3 separate regions of the Homo sapiens genome follow, and regions 1 and 3 are each linked to region 2. A link is a contact called in ENCODE Hi-C or POLR2A ChIA-PET data. All regions are on one chromosome and are shown on one strand. The core of a region is the stretch at or near the end of the contact, and the rest is flanking DNA. Distances in the headings are between cores, read along the strand shown.

Region 1 (4,424 bases), core at 1,695-4,194, 750 kb after region 2:
GGCGATTCTCCTGCCTCAACCTCCCGAGTAGATGGGATTACAGGCGCCCGCCACCACGCCCGGCTAATTTTTGTATTTTTAGTAGAAATGGGGTTTTGCCATATTGGCCAGGCTGGTCTTGAACTCCTGACCTCAAGTGATCCACCCGCCTCAGCCTCCCAAAGTGCTGGGATTACAGGCATGAGCCACTGTGCCCGGCCTAGTGAACTATTTACTTGATTCAATTCCACGGAGCATTGGTTTACTTTACACATTTTGTAAGTCATGCATTAGTCTGGAATGTTTTGGTGAAAGATGTGGCTATGGACATCATACACAAATTGCTATCCACTTACACTAGCACCAGCTGGACGTGGTGGCTCACGCCTGTAATCCCAGCACTTTGGGAGGCCGATGCGGGTGGATCACCTGAGGTCAGGAGTTCAAGACCAGCCTGGCCAAGGTGGCGAAACCCCGTCTCTACTAAAAATACAAAATTAGCCGGGTGTGGTGGCTCATGCCTGTAATCCCAGCTACTCGCGAGGCTGAGGCATGAGAACTGCTTGAATCCAGGAGGCAGAGGCTGCGGTGAGCCGAGATCGCGCCACTGCACTACAGCCTGGGCGACAAGGGCGAGACTCCATCTCAAACAAAACAAAAACAACAATAAACAATTACACTAGTACCATTTGCTTGTTGCTTGTGGATTCATTTTGAATTATAATTGTTTTAAGTTGCAAAAATAATTAAAATGAGTTCTATAAAAATGTTTATCAAGAGAGGGCATATTGGCTAGGCGCAGCGGCTCATGCCTGTAATCCCAGCACTTTGGGAGGTTGAGGCGGGCGGATCACTGAGGCCAGGAGTTCAAAACCAGACTGGCCAACATAGCGAAACCCCGTCTCTACTAAAAATACAAAAATTAGCTGGGTGTGGTGGCTCACGCTTGTAATCCCAGCTATTTGGGAGGCTGAGGTAGGAGAATTGCTTGAACCCGGGAGTTGGAGGTTGCAGTGAGCCAGCATCATGCCAATGCACTCTAGCCTGGGCAACAGAGTGAGACTCTGACTCAAAAAAAAAAAAAAAAAGAGAGGGCACACTTTATGTTGAGAATTTTCTGGTTTTTTTTTTAGAGACAGTATCTTGCTCTGTTGCTCAAACCAGAGGGCAGTGACTTGATCACAGCTCACTGCAATCTCTAATTCCTGAGTTTAAGTGATCCTCCTGCCCCAGCCTCCCCAGTAGCTAGGACTACAAGCGCGTGCCACAATGCCCAGCTAATTTCCTCTTCCTTTTTGTAGTGACAAGGTCTTGCTTTGTTGCCCAGGCTGGCCTCAAGCGACCCTCCTGCCTCAGCCTCCCAAAGCGCTGGGATTACAGGGAGTATTTTATTTTTTTTTGAGACAGGGTCTCACTCTGTCACCTAGGCTGAAATGCCACTGCCGCACAATCATGGCTCACTGTAGCCTTGACCTCCCCAGGCTCAAGTGATCCTCCCGCCTGGGCCTCCCTACGTGCTAGGATTAGGCGTCAGCTACTGTGCCCAGCCTCAAGGAGAATTTTCCATTTCTGTAGTTTTGCTGCATGTAGTAGACTTTTTTTGGAAGTGATTGCAAATGAAGTTAGCAAATGTAATATAAAGAAAAGCACTGGATTAAATGTGAGAAAACTTGCATTCTAGACCTAAATCTACCTCAAACTTGATATGCTATCCAGGACTATTCCTTTAACCTCTCTTTGATCAATTTTCCTACCTGCTCTATCTCTATTTTGCTCCAGTGATCCCCATCTCAGTCAGGGTGAAAGGCAATGTCCTTGCAAGTACCTAGCAGGCATCCTCCCCTCAAATTCCTTACTGCTCTCCTCTAGCTCACCGGGCTCCAGGCACCTTGCAAGGAGCAAAGAAACGGCTTAAGGGCCTCTTTACTTTCAGGTTCTCTGCCTAGAAGTCCTCTCGATATGTGGAATACCCTGCCATTCACCTTCTGCAAGTCTTCACTCAAATGTCATTTCCTCAGTGACACTCTCACTGAAGTGGCACCACTCTTCCTGCTTTGTCTCCCCGCCTCCTTACATCCCTTATCATCATCTGACACTGAATAGACTTGTTTACTGTTTCTGTCTACCTGCATGTTAGGTCCTCACTGCTGTATCCACAGAATCTAAAAAAATACCTGGCATATCGTAGGCACGTAGTAAACACATGTTGGATGAACAACCAAATCTGTAAAATGAGGCCGTCACGCCGGATGGATCATCCATCCCCTTAAGATGAAACTGTGCTGCGACTGGGCCCAGTCTTCTTGCATTACCATCCTGAGAAGCCCAGCGACCACCTTCAGGGGCATACTCACTTTGCAGGAGCCTGCAGAGGCGGCTTCAGGTTCTCCCTCCTCGTGGACAAGGTCTAACAACTGAAAGCCCGAGTTCCCGGCGGCTTCTGGGTTCCCCGGCGTGTACTCGGACTCCTGGCCGCTCGAGGTGGTCCCCAAGGATCGGCGGCTGGAAAGCACCCGGTAGCGGCCCTCCTGCCGGACCTCCCGAGCCGAGGCGCGGAGATTACGGCGGACACGCTGCTGGCTGTCCCGTGACGGGCGCAGAACTTCCCGCAGGAGAGGCTGGACTGGTTCCTCCTAGGGGGCAACAGGGGACGGAGGCCAGCGTAAGCAGGAGTTCGCGAGCGGGTCAGGGATCGGGTTTCGTACCGGCTGCACCCGAAGATGCCCTCCACACCAGCTGCACCACGCCCAATACCTGGGAGCACACAGTGGCCACCAAGTGGAAGACATTATTCTCCGCCGCTCTCTCCAAACCCTCCGACGTCTTCTGTGCCGCTGACTCGACCGCGTCGCTCCGGAGGCGTTTACAAGCGAGCACAAGAGCCTCCGCCGGCTCCGCACTGCGCTTCCGCTTCACCCGGAGTACAGCGGTCCTGGCGGCCTCCATAGTGGCTGCCGCTGAGCACTGTGGGAGCTCGCGGGGTGTGATGGGATAGCTTTCCAGTTCTGCTTTAGGACCCGCCCCCCAGCACGCTCCTCGACGCTGCGAGGTCCCGCCCCGCGTGCTGGCCGCGGTAAAAGTGGTAGCAGCGGAGGCGAGCGGAGGGTTTCCCGCGGCGGGTGAGGCGCTGGGTATGCTGGGAAGGTGGGGTCGCTTTGGGGTTCTGTGTGCAGCGAGCATGGTGTCCTTGGCACCAGGGTTTCGGCAGAGGAGCCTAGCGTGGGCCTACTTGGACTCCTCCGCGTGGGGCAGCTCGGGACACCCGGGCCTGCAGGAGAGCGGGGTTCTAGGCTGGCCCCGGCTCTGCAGTGCAGCCGGGTGCCTGCCACTCGCGGGGCTCTGTCGCAGTACTCGTGCCTGGCGCCTCCCCTCAGCCACAGAGACCGCAGTAGCTCCAACCATCGCACCCCTAACTGGGCCACGAGTTCTCTGATTGCCAGACCTGTTGTCTTTGCCACTCACTGTTCTGAGTAATTGGAGAGTCGTGTATTCACTACACGCCAACCAGAGTGGTCCTGTAAAAGCGTAAGCCTAGTGTAGATACGCTTCTGCTTAAAACTCTTGAGTGGCTCCCAGTGCTTTTAGAACAAAATCCAAACGCCTTTCCGAAGTCGACAAGGCCCAGCTTGATTGAGCAGAAGATGTGATAGGAGATGAGGAGCGGGGGGCTTCTGCAAAAGTGCTTCGGTCGCTCAGGCTTTTGGCACATTTTGCTTATGCAACCTAGTTCTTTCTACCTTAGGGCCTTTTCTTGGGAAAGTTGGGGTAAGGATTCCTGACCTGTAAAAACTCTTCCCCAACTTTTATCCCGGTCTGTCTTGTAGATCTCAAATGCTAGTTTCCTCAGAGTCCTTCTGTAACCTTGGTTTTCTCTTTCTACAACGCTCTGTGTATTTCTTGCATTCATGTAGTCTGTAATTTGTATTACTCTCTCATTAGAGTCTAAGCTCTTGGAGGGCAAGGGTCTTCTCTAGCTTGTGGTGGTGGCTCCAGTCCCTAATATAGTGCCTGGCACATAGAAGGTATTTAATAAATTTTGTTATTTTATTTTTTCGAGACAGAGTCTCACTCTGCTGCCTAGGCTGAGTGCAGTGGTGTGATCGAGGCGCACTGCAGCCTTGACCTCCTGGGCTCAAGCGATCCTCACCTCGGCCTACCGAGTAGCTGGGACTACAGGCACGCGCCACTACACTCGGGTAATTTTTAATTTTAATATATGTATATTTATATATATATATATATATATATATTTTTTTTTTTAAGACAGGGTCTCACTCTGTCACCCAGGCTGGAGTTCAGTGGCGCCATCTCTGCTCACTGCAACCTCTGCCTCCCGGGCTCAAGTGATTCCCCTACCTCAGCCTCCCGAGTAGCTGGGAGTAACTGGGACTACAGGCACAGGCCACCGCGCCCGGCTAATTTTTTTAAAAATTTTTTGTAGAGAA
Region 2 (4,678 bases), core at 482-2,981:
CTCCTGACCTCAGGTGATCCACCTGCCTTGGCCTCCCAAAGTGCTAGGATAACAGGCGTGAGCCACTGCGCCCGGCCCCTACTATCTTTTAAAAGATTTCTTTCTATATCTATCCCCAAACTTATCTGGTCCCTTCACAGCAAAACCTCTCTCAAATTGCATACATGTGCTGTCTCCATTTCCTCACTTTCCTGGTGACTGTTTAACCCATTCCGGTCAGGTCCACCTCCCTGATATACTCACGTGAATCAAGCCAAGGCCATCAGTGACATTCTCCAGTGACTTGCAAGGTGACCCAATCCAATAGCCACATCTCTGGCCCAAGTTTATCACACCGCTCAGCTGATGCCTCCTACCTGAAACCTTCTCTGCCCAGGGATTCCACAACTCAGCGCTAGCTTTCATGACTTCCTAGATGCTGCCTTTCAGACTCCTTCTCCATTACCCTCCCAATATTGGAGTGCCCCAGGATTTGGCCATGGAATTTCTCTTCACTCTTTCCTCCAAGCCAAGCCAGGGGTCGTAAACTGACAGCTCATCTGTGTGGTTTAATCAGCTCATGAAGTTTAAAAACATCTGATTCAGTTGCTAACATCTAAAAACTCTGGAGATTTGACATCTTAAAAATACAGATTTTTTTATTCCTTTAGGGGAAAAAAAAAGAGTATGTTATTGGGCCAGCATTCTCACAACGGAACGGTCAGATGGATGGAGAAGAAGCTGCTCCCTAGATATTGGGTCCATTTGATATCTAAGGGAAGAGTCATATTCCCTGTAAGTACCAAAAGGCTCTCATCCCAGAGCCACCAGCACCTTGCAGTCAGTTCTTGGTCAACTTGACTGCAGGTTGGGAAGGGTCCGCAGGCGCCTCCTGGGGAGGGGTGGGACTGAAGGTCTCCGCCCACAGAGAACAGCTCTCCCGCAAAGACAAGAAATGCACGTTTCCACAGAATTACACAGCGCTAAATACAGAAACTCCTTTCAGTAAAAAGCGATTGCTATGAACGTGTTAAAGCATCAAGTCTGGTTTTCCGCCACCTCTCCGGGCTGAGGTGGCCTGGGGACACCAAGAGGAGGCCCTCCCACTCTCCTCTCGCACCCGCTTTTAGGTGGCCCTCTTCTAGGGCGGAGAGATCACCAAAAGCCGCTGAGCAAGGACAGCCCTTCCAGTCGTCGCTCGCGGGCACGGAGCTGGGAGCGCGCGGGAACCGACCGGGCCTTACTCTGGGGCGGGCAGCTGTAAGACATTCGGAGGGCGGGTCGGGCCTGGCTGGGGCGGAGACTGGGCGGGGCCGGGCCCGGGAGCCTCCTCAGCCCCACTGGCTTGCCCCGCGCGCGCTTCCTCCAGCCACCCCCACTTCCCCAACCCTGTACGGGTTCAGGGGGCCGGAGACAGCAGCTAGGGAATAAGGTCAAGCGGACTGGATCCGGCACCGCCCAGGGGCGGCGGCCTCCGCCCAGGAAGCCCCACCCAGCGGGAGCCAGGACGCCGCGGCGCCGGCAGAGCCCACGAGCGACCCGGCGAGGGCGCGTGCGGCGTGACGACGCGACTCGCGGCGCGTCCCGTGACGCCATCGCGCCCGCTTTTGAAAGTTGGCGCCCGGGGCCGCCTCCCATGCTGCCCTGCGCCAACCCCTCCCCTCACCTTTCCTCCCCCGCCCTCTACTCGCCGCCCGGCCGGTCCCCCCACCCGTCCCTTCCCTTATCAGCACCCGCGGCCCCGGCAGCGCCGACGCAGGCGCACTGCACCGCGCCGCCGCCATTTTGTGTCTGAGCCTGTGGAGCGATTAAACCGTGCGCGGAGCTGCTTCTTTGGCGGCAGCGGCGGCGGCGGTGGCCGGTGCGGACGCGCGGAGCTCGCCGGAGACGCCGGGTGGCCGGAGCCGTGGAGCGGCGGCGGAGCGGGCGCCGCGGGGGGTGTGGCGCGGAGGTAAGGGGGCCCGGGGTGGAGGAGGTTTCGCGGGCCGCCTCTAGGTGTCACGATGGGGCCGCTCCGGTCGGCGCTGGCTGCAGCCCGGCGCCAGCGCCGCCGCCGGGGGGTGTTTGTCTCCCTCTACCGTCCCTGCTGCGGCGCGGCCGCCGCCATTGCCCGTCGCCGCCGTGGCCCGGCCGCCCCCCCCACCCCCACGCCCGCCCGCCCGCCCGCCCGCTAGGCCTCCCTCCTGGCAGCGCGCTAGGCCTCGGGCGGCGGCAGAGGCAGAGGCCCGCGCGCCCGGCGACTCCATTTTCCTTCCTTTGTCTGCCCTCGAGGCCGGTTCTTGGCCGGCCGATCGCCCGGCCGCGGCCCGCCCTCTGTCCTGTGTCCTCCGCCCCTCCCGCGGCGGGTGGCCCCAGCTGAGACACTATCTCCGCGTCCCGGCTTCGGCGCCCGCCTAGCTTAAGGGTTCGGACCGACTGCCGCCGCGCGCTAAGCCAGGTCCCGGTGCCGTATGGGTGTCGGGCCCTGGCCGTCGCGTCTCGGGCTGCCCCTCCTCCAGCCAGCCCCGTCCCCGGAACCTACCCTGCCGGCCTGCGTGCCTTCCCAGCTGCTTGGCTGCTCGGCGGTCGCTCCCAGTCCGCGCGTCGCCGCCGCTGGTCTCCGTCTCCGCCGAGTGGCGCAGGCGGCGCTGCAGCGGCTGCGAGCAGAGGGACCCCAGAGCTGCCGAGAGCTCCCTCTGCAAGGCTGGCTGAGCTGCTCGCACCTCTACGCTGCCTGAGCGGGCGGGGGGACGCGCGCTCGCCGCCCCCGCTGCGCCCCCAAACTCGCGCCCGGGTTCCTGGCCGGACCCGACCGGTGCGGCCCCCCCACGGTGGGCGGAAAAGATGCGAGTTCCGCACCAAGTAGTTTTTATCCAGCCGGGTTCGGACTCCCCAGCCGAGTGATAGCAGCCTGACTTTGTGCGCTCAGAGATCTCAAAGGGACTGAAACTTAAATTTCATTCTGATCTCAAGTGACGTGACAAATTTCTGAATTTGGGAGTATGGGCTAAGTCCCTTGAGTTTCCCTCCCGCTTTAAAATGTCCTCACACTAACTTAGTACCTGATGCTCTAGGGCTAGGTGAAGGCGGTTCTGCCCCAGGATTGTGCAACTCGATCTAGAGCGCCAGTAGGGCAGAATGAGTTTATTCTTGACTCGACTGGTAATTTGCCCATGCGATGAAATATGAGGGTTGATGTTGTAATTGAATCCTGGGTCACTTGCTGCAGATGGTTTATAAATATCTACGCCTAATGTAACTACTGTTTAGTAGGAGACTTCCTGTAGCCCCGAGTTCAGCGTTAAGTAAACATTCGCATACGTAGTCTTCATACTTTGAGTTTCGATCAACTAGGAAAGTTAAAAACCAAGTCCTCATAGGTGGGAAAGGAAGTTAAACAAGGCATATATTTAAATTTATTCGGTCCTTAAGTTTTCTTTCTTCACTAAAAAGCATCCCGTTGAATTGCGGGAGTCTTTTGCTTTTCCGTAAATATTCTAGTGCCTTAATATAGTTCATTGCAGCAGTTAATGTATCAGTTCGGGTTGTTTTGGAGAGAAGAAAGTCTGGATTAACCTGTTTTTAGGAAGGAAGCTATGTTAAGTTTATGAAGAAATTAAACAGCCTGGTCCTAACCAAAGTTGTCCAGTCCACTGTATGTAATCTCAATGTGTAGCTCCTCACTGCAGTCCTCTTCGTAGGCACGCTTTCTATGTCTCCTTTTGGAACCCTGCAAAATATTCCTGCCACCCCTCTTCCTCAATAAAATTGCATAGAGTAACTAAATGCAGTAGCGTTGATTGATAGTTAGACTTGGGAATAGAATCACCTTTAATTATCTAATATGTTAGTCCAATTGTGTAATTTATTGCATTCTTTTGTGACTTTGTTTTCCTTTTGAAATTGTGGTTAAGTAGCATGTTTTATTTATTTAAATAAGCTCAACATTGAGTTAAAAATTAAAATACAGCAGGTGTATAATCGAGCCAGGAGTAAAGCTTGTTTTCCCGGGTTAGTACTGTGCTCCATAGACCATATTTTGCTTCTTGGTTTGGTTGTTTCATATGCAGTCATCAGCTTCTTGGGTTTATACGTCATTTATGCTGTTTTAGTGGAATAGACCTTTTCCACACAGTTGCTATCCTTTGAAATTCCCATATGCCAGGAATCATGCTTTGTTTTGTTTTTATTAAAAAACAATCTACGGAGAGAATAAATTGAGGATGAATTGATATGTTAGGGTAACCCAGACCTTTTTTTTTTTTTGAGACGGAGTCTCGTTCTGTCCCCTAGGCTGGAGTGGCAGTGGTGCGATCTCGGCTCACTGCAACCTCTGCCTCCCGGATTCAAGCAATTCTCCTGTCTCTGCCTCCCAAGTAGCAGGAATTACAGGCCCGTGCCACCACGCCCGGCTAATTTTTGTATTTTTAGTAGAGACGGGTTTTCACGATGTTGGCCAGGCTGGTCTCGAACTCCTGACCTCAGGTGATCCACCCGCCTCAGCCTCCCAGAGTGCTGGGATTACAGGCGTGAGCCATCTCGCCAGGCCAGGACCTGTTATTTAAATTAGTGATAGGAGGATGATTAAAACAGGAATGTTTGCCTGCATAAGAAAATACTGCCTATTTAAGAGTAGTTGTGGCTGGGAGCGGTGGCTCACGCCTGTAATCCCAGCACTTTGGGTGACCAAGGCGGGAGAATCACGAGGTCAGGAGATTGA
Region 3 (4,907 bases), core at 1,949-4,448, 680 kb before region 2:
TATTAGAGACAGGGTTTCACTATGTTGGCCAGGCTGGTCTCAAACTCCCGACCTCAAGTGATCTGCCCACCTTGGCCTCCCAAAGTGCTGGGATTACAGGCGTGAGCCACCGCCCCCAGCCTAATTTTTGTATTTTTTGTAGAGATGGGGGGGTTTCACCATGTTGCCCAGGCTGGTCTCGAACTCCTGAGCTCAAGTGATCTACCTACCTCGGCCTCCCAAATTGTTGGGATTACAGGCATGAGCCACTGTGCCTGGCCATTTCTTTGGTTTTGAGTGAGGCTGAATATTTTTACATCTTTTCTCTAAAAATGCCAATTGAACAGCTGGGCACAGTGGCTCACGCCTGTAATCCCAGCACTTTGGGAGGCCAAGGCAGGCAGATCACAAGGTCAGGAGTTTGAGACCAACCTGGCCAACATAGTGAAACCCCCTCTCTACTAAAAATACAGAAATTAGCCGGGTATGATGGCACATGCCTGTGGTCCCAGCTACTTGAGAGGCTGAGCCGGGAGAATCGCTTGAACCCGGGAGGCGGAGGTTGCAGTGAGCCGAGACCACACCATTGCCCTCCAGACTGGGTGACAGAGTGAGACTCCATATCAAAACAAAAACAAAAACAAAAACAAAAAAAACCTGCCAATCGAGCTATGCTTTCCCTTTCTCGAAGGAGAGAGAAGTAATCCTTTTCCATCGTATTTGCTTATAAGACCTTGGGACAAGGAAGCCTTGAGAGATCCGGTGAGGGACTTCGGCTGGCCATCCTATATAGGGTGACTGAACTGGTTATAGCCTTGAAATGAAAGTTCCAATGCACATAAAATCCTCCAGGGTGCATTTTTACTTTGGAAGTGGGTGTGTGTGGTAACTTAGAAAAACTCAGTGGTTTCAGGCTTGGTGGAATGATGTAATTTTTCTCAGGAAAGTGGCGGGGGCCGCCATCTGTGTGTCTCAGCAGTCAGCCCAGGGCCTGACACATTGTGGGCACCCATAACACCTGCAGATTGAATAATTAAACACTGCTGCCTCTGTCCGGAAGGGTAACCCGTTGTGACCCTATATGACCTGTCTGCTGGGGGGAGGGAAGAAGTGTGCTTTTGCATTCTCTTGCACTCATTTATTAGAAACCCTTAGACTTTTTTTTAGTTTGGGTCTGAAACAGTCCTCTTAATATGCAGGAAGAGAGATATTGCCAGTCCTGACTTTGAACTTCTGGAAAGGGCTAAGGGTGAGTGGAACTATAAATATACAAGGGCAAGTCTGACATGAGCAGTTTTATTGTGACCACGTCCTTGGGTCCAGGAGGCTGGCCAGGCTGCCCAGGTAAGCCAGGGTGTCTTCCTTCTGGAAAACCACACTCTCAGGGCTCCAAGTGGCTTTTTCTGGTTGTCTCCCATTTTTCTCTGTCTCCAGGGAAGGACTCCATCTGACTTACCATAGTTACAAGAGTTCTGTGAAAATAATTTATAAGGAAGCAGGTCATCACTGGAATGCCACAATGTTAGGACCAGAAGGGACGGAGGGATTATCTGGTGTCGGGGTTCGCTGTCTCTCTCAACCTACCAGCCGCCAGCCGTGCTGAGTTAATTGTCAGTAGCAGGCCAATATAATGGTCAGTTCAAAGCTTAATGGTTTGTGGGAAACCACTAAAGACTTTAGGGCAGGAGGCCGGGCGCGGTGGCTCACGCCTGTAATCCCAGCACTTTGGGAGGCGGAGGCGGGCGGATCACGAGGTCAGGAGATCGAGACCATCCCGGCTAAAACGGTGAAACCCCGTCTCTACTAAAAATACAAAAAATTAGCCGGGCGTAGTGGCGGGCGCCTGTAGTCCCAGCTACTTGGGAGGCTGAGGCAGGGGAATGGCGTGAACCCGGGAGGCGGAGCTTGCAGTGAGCCGAGATCCCGCCACTGCACTCCAGCCTGGGCGACAGAGCGAGACTCCGTCTCAAAAAAAAAAAAAAAAAAAAAAAAAAAAGACTTTAGGGCAGGAATTTGAGGGTTTTTTTGGTTTGTTTTTGTTTCTGTTTTTGTTTTTTTTGAGACAGACTCTCACTCTGTCTCCCAGGCTGGCGTGCAGTGGCATGATCTCACCTCAGTGCAACTTCCACCTCCCTGGTTCAAATGATTCTCATGCCTCAGCCTCCCAGGTAGCTGGGACTACAGGCGCGCACCACCACTCCCAGCTAATTTTTGTATTTTTAGTAGAGACGGTTTCGTGATGTTGGCCAGGCTGGTCTCAAACTCCTGACCTCAGGAGATCCCCCCGCCTCGGCCTCCCAAAGTGCTGGGATTACAGGCAGGAGCCACCGCACTCGGCCTTGGAATTTGAGTTTTAGAAGTGTCATTCTGCCAGGCGTGATGGCTCACGTCTGTAATCCCAGCACTTTGGGGAGGCTGAGGTGGGAGGATTGCTTGAGCCCGGCAGTTTGAGACCAGCCTGGGCAACATAGAAAGACCTTGTCTCTACCCACCAACCACGAGAAAAGGTGGGAGGGGCGTCATTCTGGCTGCTCTGCTCTGTGGTTAGGACCAAGTCAAAGGTGGAGGAGGGAAAACCGTAAAATCAAGTGAGAGGCTTGGAATAGGGTGGCTGCGTCGCCGGATGGATGAGTGGAGAGAGATTTAGGAGATAGGATTTACAGCATTAGATAACTGGAAAGAGAGGGTGAGGGAGAGGAAGGAGTCAAGATGCCTCCCAGGGTTTTGGCTTGGGTCTCTGGGCAGATGGTGGGGCCATTACTGGGTTAGGAGAGAAGAGAAAAAGCAAGTTTGGCAGAAAGCTGAGTTTGGGGTAAGTTATGTTTGAGGCGCCTGGGGGCCTCCAGAGGCAGGTGTCCAGGTGGCTGGACATCAGGGTGTGGCGCTCAAGAGAGGGTTCTGGAGTGGTCGACACCGAAGTGGAGAGGAAGCAGTGAGGTGTTCTAACAACGGTGAGGAATTGGGGAGGCCGCTGGGTTCGGGGTATGCAGAGTGTAGCGGCCACGTAGCTGGCGATCTCAGGCACGTGACTGCCTGGTCCTGTGGCCCCGCGCTCGAACACTTTCAGCACCCAGGCAGGGGGTAAGGGGCGGTGTTGCCCCCTCCCGGGTCCCGCCTTTCTGCCCGCCTCTCATCCTCTTTAGCCATTGGGCAATACCTCTGTCCATCAAGGGCCCGCCTCCGCAATTGAGCCAACCAGGGCTGGCGGGAGGGCGCTTCCTTCTGGAGCTGGGTCCTGACTAGGGACCGCCTGGGTGAGGTGAGGACCTGGTGGCCGCAGTTGTGGCACTGTGCGCAGGCGCTGAACTGACCGGACGGAGCGGGCGGCTGTGGCCTCGCCAGCTGGTGAGAAGCGGGCGAGGGTCCGAGGTAGGGAAGGTAACGAGCGGGGGATGTGGACACCTCTTTCCCCGCCAGGCCTCGCCGGCGCCTGACCCTCCCGGCCTGCGGCACCGGCTCAGGTGACTGGGCGGAGGGAGAGCTGAGGTGAGGGGGCGGGTCCGCGGCGGAGAGGGACCAGCTGGGCCTACGACCACGGTCACCCCACTCACGTGCGCGCGCCACGTGGGCCCGCGGGCTCGCCGAGGACCCTTGGCTGCCTACCGGGGCACCCCACTAGCTGCTCTGGCCTATCGAGCACCCCTTGGAGCTCTGTGTCCCGACTGCACGCCCCTGTTTTACAGGCTGGCAAGCCGGGGCTCAGAGGCACCAAGCGGGTCGCCCGGGGGCACCCAGCTGGGGTACGGCCGTGCCGGGGTTCTAGGGAGATCGGTTTTGGTGGGCTCCGGAGTCCATGCACTTAGCGATGAGGCTGAAGTCAGAGATTTGAACTTGGGACCTGTCTGTTTTCTTTAAGGATGCAAGAGGGTTTGCGTCCTGGCTGCGGTGTATCACCCTGCACCGCTGCCTGCCTTGACTGCAGGGCCGGAGCGTCAGGCGCCCTCTGCTCCCGGACAGACCGCCCCCGCACCGACTTCTGCGGGGTGGGCTGGCAGGGGGTGGGGGAGTGAAGGGACGGTCCTCAGTCCTGGGAACTCTTGAGGTCCCGACAAATGATCTCGAGATCCCGAGGGCAGGATTCATACATGAAAAGCTCATTATAATGGGTCAAGGTTTTGTTCTGTTTTTTTTTTTTTAATTTAATTTAATTTAATTTAATTTAATTTAATTTATTATATTCCAAGGAAAAGTACCACCAGGGCTAGTGAAGGGACTAGGAAACTCGTCACCCCCTTGAGGAGGCAGATGTGAAGCTTTTGGAAATCAGTTTGGCAATGAGTCTACACCCTTGGACCTACTGACTCCTTGTTTGGGAAATAACTAGGATAAAACCTAAGTAGAGAAAAGGTTACTGCATAAAGCAGTACAGTTTGGTGGGGTTTTGTTGTTGTTGTTGTTTTTAAAGAGACAGATCTGGCTCTGTCGCCCAGGCTGGAGTGCAGTGGTGTGATCATAGCTCACTGCAGTCTTGAAATCTTGGGCTCAAGCGATCCTCCCACCTCAGCCTCTTGAGTAGCTGGGACTACAGGCACTTACCACCATGCCCAGCTAATCTAAAAATTTTTGTAGAGATGGGGCACTTGCTGTATCACCCAGGGTGGTCTTAAACTCCCTAGCCTCAAGTGATCCTCTTGCCTTGGCCTCCCAAAATGCTGAGATTATAGGCATGAGCCACTGTGCCCAGTCCAGTTTGGTATTTTATATTAATAAATAGCAAGTAGTAGAAACAACCTCTAAATTTCCAGCCGTAAAGAATAGTTAAGTAAGTTGTGATTATTTATGTCAAAATGTAGCCATCAGATGTGAAAAAATACTCTTATCAGGAAAGCCAGATTCAAAGTTGGGGTTACAACTCTACAAAAATACGTACAGAATGACTGTGCGCAGTAGCTCCCACCTGTAATCTCAGCACTTTGGGAGGCCAAGGG

Evidence for each region. A loop is a pair of places that touch in the nucleus more often than their neighbours do. ChIA-PET counts read pairs that join two places held with the same protein, here RNA polymerase II (POLR2A). Pooled maps may share reads with other maps.
Region 1: a map of natural killer cell shows a loop between it and region 2 (4-fold over the local background). The contact joins the promoter of SLC7A6OS here to the promoter of CTCF in region 2. A Hi-C loop is called at or near these places in 2 of 168 maps with a recorded cell type or tissue (naive thymus-derived CD4-positive, alpha-beta T cell and natural killer cell), 1 of 37 single-sample maps with no recorded cell type and 9 of 50 pooled maps. POLR2A ChIA-PET finds 5 or more read pairs at or near these places in 2 of 52 experiments (WTC11 and activated CD4-positive, alpha-beta T cell).
Region 3: a loop to region 2 is called in a pooled map, with 6 times the contacts of the local background. The contact joins the promoter of PDP2 here to the promoter of CTCF in region 2. A Hi-C loop is called at or near these places in 5 of 50 pooled maps. POLR2A ChIA-PET finds 5 or more read pairs at or near these places in 2 of 52 experiments (A673 and OCI-LY7).

What each region holds. Positions count from the first base shown.
Region 1 is chr16:68,308,002-68,312,425 of GRCh38, forward strand. SLC7A6OS (solute carrier family 7 member 6 opposite strand) reads right to left here and starts at 2,945. Exons shown (of 5, transcript NM_032178.3): 1 at 2,734-2,945; 2 at 2,334-2,612. The coding sequence starts at 2,925. PRMT7 (protein arginine methyltransferase 7) reads left to right here and starts at 3,018. Exons shown (of 19, transcript NM_019023.5): 1 at 3,018-3,098; 2 at 4,041-4,175. RefSeq lists an enhancer at 1,950-2,914.
Region 2 is chr16:67,560,795-67,565,472 of GRCh38, forward strand. It overlaps CTCF (CCCTC-binding factor), which reads left to right and starts at 1,732. Exons shown (of 12, transcript NM_006565.4): 1 at 1,732-1,930. It overlaps CTCF-DT (CTCF divergent transcript), which reads right to left and starts at 1,515. Exons shown (of 1, transcript NR_158165.1): 1 at 617-1,515. LOC124903703 (a long non-coding RNA gene) reads right to left here and starts at 2,656. Exons shown (of 2, transcript XR_007065094.1): 1 at 2,501-2,656. RefSeq lists enhancers at 824-873, 894-943, 2,088-2,950 and silencers at 1,174-2,183, 2,704-2,803.
Region 3 is chr16:66,877,317-66,882,223 of GRCh38, forward strand. PDP2 (pyruvate dehydrogenase phosphatase catalytic subunit 2) reads left to right here and starts at 3,199. Exons shown (of 2, transcript NM_020786.4): 1 at 3,199-3,324. RefSeq lists enhancers at 713-762, 2,913-2,992, 3,241-4,013 and a silencer at 3,473-3,652.